Regions from separate parts of the Homo sapiens genome. Here region 2 is linked to region 1. Evidence: chromatin loops called from intact Hi-C (ENCODE). Cell type or tissue: OCI-LY7. All regions are shown on one strand.

Region 1 (4,000 bases):
CGAGGAGGGCTGGGTGAGCAGTGGGGTCGGGTGCGGCGAGGAGGGCTGGGTCAGCAGTGGGGTCAGCAGTGTGGTGAGGAGGGCTGGGTGAGCAGTGGGGTCAGCAGTGCGGCGAGGAGGGCTGGGTGAGCAGTGGGGTCAGCAGTGTGGCGAGGAGGGCTGGGTGAGCAGTGGGGTCAGCAGTGTGGCGAGGAGGGCTGGGTGAGCAGTGGGGTCGGGTGCGGCGAGGAGGGCTGGGTCAGCAGTGGGGTCAGCAGTGCGGCGAGGAGGGCTGGGTGAGCAGTGGGGTGAGGGGTGCGGCGAGGAGGGCTGGGTCAGCAGTGGGGTGAGGGGTGCGGCGAGGAGGGCTGGGTGAGCAGTGGGGTCGGGTGCGGCGAGGAGGGCTGGGTGAGCACTGGGGTGAGGGGTGCGGCGAGGAGGGCTGGGTGAGCAGTGGGGTCAGCAGTGCGGCGAGGAGGGCTGGGTGAGCAGTGGGGTGAGGGGTGCGGCGAGGAGGGCTGGGTGAGCAGTGTGGTCAGCAGTGTGGCGAGGAGGGCTGGGTGAGCAGTGGGGTGAAGGGGTGCGGCGAGGAGGGCTGGGTGAGCAGTGGGGTCGGGTGCGGCGAGGAGGGCTGGGTGAGCAGTGGGGTCAGCAGTGCGGCGAGGAGGGCTGGGTGAGCAGTGGGGTGAGGGGTGCGGCGAGGAGGGCTGGGTCAGCAGTGGGGTGAGGGGTGCGGCGAGGAGGGCTGGGTCAGCAGTGGGGTCAGCAGTGCGGCGAGGAGGGCTGGGTCAGCAGTGGGGTCAGGGGTGCGGCGAGGAGGGCTGGGTCAGCAGTGGGGTCAGCAGTGTGGCGAGGAGGGCTGGGTGAGCAGTGGGGTGAGGGGTGTGGTGAGGAGGGCTGGGTCAGCAGTGGGGTGAGGGGTGCGGCGAGGAGGGCTGGGTGAGCAGTGGGGTCGGGGTGCGGCGAGGAGGGCTGGGTCAGCAGTGGGGTCAGCAGTGTGGTGAGGAGGGCTGGGCGAGCAGTGGGGTCGGGGTGCAGCGAGGAGGGCTGGGTCAGCAGTGGGGTCGGGGTGCAGCGAGGAGGGCTGGGTGAGCAGTGTTGGCCTCTTCCCCGCTCTGCCCAGTACCTAGAGTGCTGCCACGTCTGGTGAAGGACTCAGTAAATACTTGGTGAAGGATCAGATGAAGAAGGAAAAGTTGTCAGTGCTGAGGCAGGAGAAGCCAACCTCAGCATCTGAGCCTGAGTGGTGGTGGGGCAGGGTCCTGCCCAGAGAAAGGTGATCCCCTTCCCGAGGGGAGGGCTGGCACGGTGCTCAGGAGCAAGGGCTGCAGGCCCACAGGACCTTTGTTCATCTGACCTGTGTCCCCATGCCAGGCTCTGTCCCAAGCGGGCTGAGGCAGATGGCCTAGGCAGCCGTCGGTGAACCCTCCCTGGCTCCAGAGCCTGTGCAGGCCCCGTGGGGGTCAGGCTGCTGTGGGGGGCTTGAGGACCCTCACTTTTGGCCCCTGGAGGCCCCGACGAGGCGGCCCTTGAGGTTCAACTGGACAGTATTCCCCTGACCCCTGAGCAGAGTGTGGCATCAAGACCCCGACAGTGAGGCCAGTCCCAGGCCGGGATTCGGTGCCCTCCTTTAATGTGTGTGCGAGTGCCCACAGGCCTCACTCAGCCTAGAGGAAGGTGGGCTTGCGAGCTGGGGCCTGTCTCATGCTTTGCCTCCGTGGCATTGGCTGCGCCTCACTCCTGCACTGTGGCTTCCATGTGTTGAAAGGCGAGTTCCATAGGTGAGAACAGCTCCCTCCCAGCACACCACCGGCCTTTGCTCGTGTACAGTATTTACCCAATGCCGGTGAACACGAGCAGCCTCCATATTCTTGCACCAAGGCTGGAGAAGGACCCAGCCTGCAACACAGCTCATGAGGCATCAGGGGCCAAGCACCTACCGTCTTGATGACTGGGGGATGGTGCCCAGGTCTGTCTGCCCCCACTGTCCAGTGGATGGTGTGGGAAGGCATTGCAGGCTGGCTGAGCAGGTTACATAACAGTGCACACATGGGTTTACTTTACTTGAAACCCTAAACCCTCTGCAAACAGCCCCCTCCCTAATCCCTCCCTGTTGACTCTGTAGATGAGCCCAGGGTGCTGAAAGATGCAGCTGCATGCCTCTGCAGCCAGGCCCAGGGCCTGCAACATCCTTCAGCCAAACGTGGGTCCCTGGGGAGCCTCTGTGGCCTCGCCGGTTTCGATGAAGGCCAGAGGACTGGCTGCACGGGTTGCCTCAGCTCTGCCTGCCTCTCTGTTCGTGCCTCTCTCCTACCTGGCGGGGGTGTCTCTGTTGGCCTCAGAGATGTCGCTGGTGCTCACCCTGGTCACACTGACCACTGGGCATCCTCCCACCCCCTGGGCCACTTCTGTCTCTGCACTTGGCTTCCCTGCCCACGGCGTGGCACCCAAACAAAGCCCACAGAGAGGCTGGCGCCCTCCTCAGCCAGATGCCTGCATTTAATAGAAGATGCAGAGACACAATCTAAGCCAAAGGAATGAATCTCTAGTGGTGAAATAGCATCTGGTAAGAGGAGAGATTTCTGAAAGGAGGCCCCTTTCTCCTTCTCGCCCCTCCTTGCTCTGGAGGCTGAGTCCAGCTGCTCCTCCCATGCCCCTGCCCAGAGGGCAACGTGCACCAGGGCCTGAGAGCACAGACAGGTCTAGGTGGGATCCGTGTCAGCACCGCAGGGCACACGAGCGACTCGGCAGGCTCCAGAGTTTGGCTCATTTTCTGCTTGGTCCCTTTTTGATGCCTGTGATTTATTTATAACAATAGTTTGCATAATTCCAAATGTGGTGACACAGCATGCAGACGCTGAGTGAAATGAAGACAGAACAGATTTTTCAGAGGGGTAGTGGTGTGGAGCAGGCTGGGCCGCGAGTGATAGAACTGAGCCCCAGGTTGTGCTCGGAGTCTCCTGGTGCCAGAACACTGGGCTTCCGTGGGACCTGAGGGGCTGAAACGGTGCTGGACCTGGACCCTTCCTCACAGTCACCCTCAGGTAGCCCATCTCAGACAGGAGGGGACCCCTTGTCCCCCATCCCCATGTTCGGAGCGTGCTGAGCTGCACACAGTCCTCCCTGGGTCTGAGACCGCTGGTCCTGCCCCCACCCCAGCTCTCTCCCCTCTGGGTCTTGGGTTTCAGCTGTGATGTCATCCTGCTTGCCTGGAGTCCAGAGGGGTTAGCTGGGGGGCTCTTGTTTGCCCAGAATTCCTTGTGGCTGTCCAGTCTCAGTGCCCACTGTGATGCCTGACCCTCCGTGAGAGCCAGCACTCAGGTCAGAGATCGTAACCTCCCGAGTGCTGAGTGTCTCCGGCGCTGCCCAAGCTCAGGGCATGTTTGTGTCTCAGTTCAGGGCATGTTTATGAATTGACAAATGAAGTTTTGGAAGAGGACAAGTTCACATACACTTGACCACCGAGAGATAGAGGGAGGGTTTCACATAGCTCTCTACCATGGGGGGGAGCGGTTTTCCCCTGGGGCCTAGTGTGTGGCCCTGTCCAAGCTCACCCAGCCTCCCCTTGAGGGAGCACCATAGATTCCGGATGCTCAGACCATGTTGGAAGCTCAGGCCTTTGGAACACCTCAGATCCTACTCCAGCCTTTCTAGAAGCTGGGGTTTAATATATCTTAGCAGATGGGAATGTCCTGTCACTCAGAGAAAAGGCTGGGCAAGGTCTCTCTGGGGATGAAACCACTTAGCGCTCTTCTTTTGGGGGATTTAAGCGCAAATGATTCAGAAACAGTCAGGCTTCATTTCTTGACACGGGGCTGGAGGAGGTGAGAAGGGCATTGACCAAATGAAATTTGGGTTTGGTCCAAGTCAGAAATGTGTGAGATGAATGGGGACAGGTTTCCCGAGCCCATTTAGGTCTGTGCACGGTTACCAACAGCAGCAGCAGCAGCGGAGGCTGGGGCACCAGGGTGGGGCTCCTGAATGGGACATGAAGAAGGGTTACCCCTTCTGCCATAAGCAA
Region 2 (4,000 bases), 390 kb before region 1:
CAGACAGCCTCCCACATGACCAAGGACACGCTCTTAGGTCCCTAAGACCCCAGAAGAATGGGCCGCTACTGCCAAGAAGTATGACATGCGTGTGGAAGACCATGAGCCTTACCCGGCTGGTGGCATGGGGTGTGGCAACTGCCGCAGCTCCCCGAACCATTGCAGTGGGAAAGGGGTACGTGCTGTGACTAAGACCACTGGACCCGACCCATCGCAGCGACAGGGGGTCCATGCTGTGTGACTGAGACCACTGGACCCCACCCATCGCAGCGGGAGGGGGGTCCATGCTGTGTGACTGGGACCACTGGATCCCACCCATCGCAGCGACAGGGGGTCCATGCTGTGTGACTGAGACCACTGGACCCCACCCATCGCAGCGGGAGGGGGGTCCATGCTGTGTGACTGGGACCACTGGACCCCACCCATCGCAGCGGGAGGGGGGTCCATGCTGTGTGACTGGGACCACTGGATCCCACCCATCGCAGCGACAGGGGGTCCATGCTGTGTGACTGAGACCACTGGATCCCACCCATCGCAGCGGGAGGGGGGTCCATGCTGTGTGACTGGGACCACTGGACCCGACCCATCGCAGCGGGAGGGGGGTCCATGCTGTGTGACTGGGACCACTGGATCCCACCCATCGCAGCGGGAGGGGGGTCCATGCTGTGTGACTGGGACCACTGGACCCGACCCATCGCAGCGGGAGGGGGGTCCATGCTGTGTGACTGGGACCACTGGACCCGACCCATCGCAGCGGGAGGGGGGTCCATGCTGTGTGACTGGGACCACTGGATCCCACCCATCGCAGCGGGAGGGGCGTCCATGCTGTGTGACTGGGACCACTGGACCCGACCCATCGCAGCGGGAGGGGGGTCCATGCTGTGTGACTGGGACCACTGGACCCGACCCATCGCAGCGGGAGGGGGGTCCATGCTGTGTGACTGGGACCACTGGATCCCACCCATCGCAGCGGGAGGGGGGTCCATGATGTGTGACTGGGACCACTGGATCCCGTCCATCGCAGCGGGAGGGGGGTCCATGCTGTGTGACTGGGACCACTGGATCCCGCCCATCGCAGCGGGAGGGGGGTCCATGCTGTGTGACTGGGACCACTGGACCCGACCCATCGCAGCGGGAGGGGGGTCCATGCTGTGTGACTGGGACCACTGGACCCGACCCATCGCAGTGGGAGGGGGTCCATGCTGTGACTGGGACCACCTGGCCTGAGGTTGGACTGGTGAAATGACAATGTTGGCACCTACATGTGTGTCAGGATCCATGTGGATATGTCCCGCACACCTGCTTCTTGGAATATTGTGTAAGCAGCTCTTCAGCTTCACGGCCTTCATGATCGTGTTCTGGGTGGGGAAGAATTAACCAGCCTACCAGCCCGTGGGGCCAAAGCAGTGTCCTTATAATCATCTGCACCTGGAACCAGGTGGCGATCCCACCGTAGAACCTGTGGCTCACAGGATCTGAGGTGGCTTCGAGGGCTTCTCTGCCCTCTAGGATTCCCTCATCCTTAGAAATTTAACCTTAATGAAATCCCTAATAAAACTCAGTGCTGTGGGGGAAAAACATCTCAGGTCAGGGGAGCAAATGGGAGGTCTAACAGGATGTGACCAGAGCTGGTTGTCTCCAATGGCTCTGCCCCGAGTGTGGTGCCTCTGCAGGGGAGGCCGTTAGCCCTGCCCCGAGTGTGGGTGCTGCTTTGGGAGGGGAGGCAAATTTGATCTCTGTCCGGTCTCTTAACGGGCTTCTAGGGGTCTCCTGCAGCTCTCGTCAGCCTGGCCTGGGAGCCTCCCCTCCTCTGCCGTCCCCACCCCATGCTGTTGGGTCAGCAGGATATCCCAGCCTTGGGGCTGGAGCCAGCTGTGGCTGCCCAGGGACTTGCAGGCAGGTGAGGCGTGCCACCTTCTGGCCAGGCTGGCTGTGGGAGAGGCAGCCTCCTGGTGAGGGGCTGTGGGCCACTGCGTTCAGGCTGCCTTGGAGGGCTCCACGGTGTCCCCTGGGTGCAGGGCTCCGAGTCCTTCTCGGCTTGGGAGGGTCTTGTGGCCACATGTGTCTAGTTCTGCAGTTTCTTTGTTGTGGGTTCGGTTCTTTACTTTTTTTTTTTTTTTTTTTGATGATCTTGTTGGTTTTCTCTAGATTGTTCCCAAGTTTTCTGTTCTTCCATCCCAAGTGGGAGACACGTGTTGCACAGCCTGCATTTGGAATACCCAGAGGGTGGGTGGGCGGGACGGCTCGCTGCCCCATTCCCCTCCTAGCTGCTGGGACAGGTGGGAATTCCTGTAGCAAAGTCAAACCAGCCAGGAGTGGGGAAGTGCTTTTTATTTTGACATCTCCAAGTTCCACGTTGAGGTGGAGAGACATTCGTTTTTCCCCTTCCTCCCGAGGTGTAAAACGGTCTTCTCAAAGGCTTAGGAGAGCCGAGCCCTGTGCCACCCCCCGGCATATGCTGGCAAAGAGTGAGGCGTGCTGTCCTGCCGTTTAGGGCAGAGCACCCAGGCGGTTTGGCAGCAGCACCTCAGAACTATTCAGAGATTTGCCCTCAGCAAGAGTGAGCAATTGTCTGACGCAGCCGGCTGAAATCCCTGGGAAGGGAATGAATGAAACTGCCGTGAAGCAACGCCTGGCGGGGCCGGGCTTCTGGCAGCTCCTGGGGCCAGCACGTCCCTTCCAGAGCGTCTGAAGCCCTGGGCGGCTGCTGGAGCATCTCGAGTCTTTCCAGAGTCATGTGTGTTGTTTCCTTCTGTCTCTTGGAAGGGTCCGTTTGGTCTGATCCAGGTTGCCTCAGCAGGAGGAAGTCGTGCTGGGTGCTGAGCGGGTGGGAGGTTTCACCTTGGGCTTGGCAGAGCTGCAGGCAGAGGCCGGGCGCCTGCTGTACATGATGAAACTTGCAGGTGGATTCTGCTTAGGGTTTCATCTGTTTCCTTTGATGCACTTGGCTTCATTGTCATCCACCTGTTCATTACTGTGGGCGAAACAGGTGAACTCTCAACAAGTACCATCGAAACCAGGATTTGATCTTCATTTCCCTCGAAGCGTAGTTCCCTTGCAGTGAGGGTTTTTAACTCCTGTGGGAGGGAAGCAAGTGTTTGGCAATGTAATTTCCCTGGAAGGCCCCTGTACTTCAGCTTTAAAAACACGCTTTGGTTTAGTCCCAATTTAAGCATTAAGATTAATGCAAATTGAGGAAATTCAAGGAAGGAGAAAAACACATTAAAAATGGAAAATGGGCTGGGCACAGTGGCTCATGCCGGTAATCCCAGCGCTTTGGGAGGCCGAGGCAGGTGGATCACTTGAGGCCAGGAGTTTGATACCAGCCTGGCCAACATGGTGAAACCCTGTCTCTACTAAAAATACAAAAAATTAGTTGGGCATGGTGGTGCGCGCCTGTAATCCCAGCTACTTGGGAGGCTGAGGCAGGAAAATCGCTTGAACCCGGGAGGTGGAGGTTGCAGTGAGCCGACATGGCGCCACTGCATTCCAGCCTGGGCAACAGAGCAAGACTCCATCTAAAAAAAAATTTACAAAAAGGAAAATGGCTGTCATTTCATGTGTGACTCTGCTTGCTGATTGATAGTTGTGCTCTCTTGGTTTCTAGTGCTCTGATTGGAAGATTGTCGACTGTGTGGAGTGGGTTTCTCCCTGTGTGTTCTCACAATGGCTGGGAGGCGGCGGCGGGGCTGGGGGACTCGGACTGCGAGACGGGGCTGTTGACTATGAAAGTGGTAATAGGATGCTCTTCCCCTTATCGGCTGTTAGGCTCGAGTCTCCCCTTTGCAGTGCGGTTTCTTTTTATTTTTATCATTGACAAAAGCACAACTCTTGTTAAAGGATAAAATAGTCACACACAACAGCATTAAAAACCAAGAAAGCCAAAGAACGCTGGCACTGTCAGCCTCACTCCCAGCTCCCGCTCGGCCCTTGTGAAGAGAGGTGCTGAAGCCACTCTGCTTTTTTATAGTTAATAAAAGCAGCCAGGTCCCCAAGTAGG

The links. Hi-C counts contacts between places; a loop is a spot of excess contacts. Peaks named below come from ENCODE experiments on the same cell type or tissue, not always from the same donor. Only the 100,000 strongest peaks of a DNase experiment are listed, where the experiment ranks them.
Region 2: a loop joins it to region 1, with 11 times the contacts of the local background. A loop is called at or near these places in 1 of 110 quality-filtered maps.

The regions. Positions count from the first base shown.
Region 1 is chr17:83,172,525-83,176,524 of GRCh38, forward strand. All of the region lies in intron 2 of LOC101929650 (a long non-coding RNA gene), which reads left to right. The region is part of intron 1 of LOC124904105 (a long non-coding RNA gene); the gene reads left to right. Among named protein-coding and RNA genes, the nearest start is that of METRNL, 95 kb to the left of the region's middle. In OCI-LY7, a CTCF peak has its summit at 2,487; DNase peaks (open chromatin) are centred at 2,177 and 2,797; H3K4me3 peaks cover 1,326 bases; H3K27ac peaks cover 1,399 bases.
Region 2 is chr17:82,784,717-82,788,716 of GRCh38, forward strand. The region is part of intron 7 of TBCD (tubulin folding cofactor D); the gene reads left to right. Among named protein-coding and RNA genes, the nearest start is that of TBCD, 35 kb to the left of the region's middle. RefSeq lists an enhancer at 2,797-2,846. In OCI-LY7, a CTCF peak has its summit at 1,917 (motif pointing left); DNase peaks (open chromatin) are centred at 1,925 and 2,925; H3K4me3 peaks cover 836 bases; H3K27ac peaks cover 2,009 bases.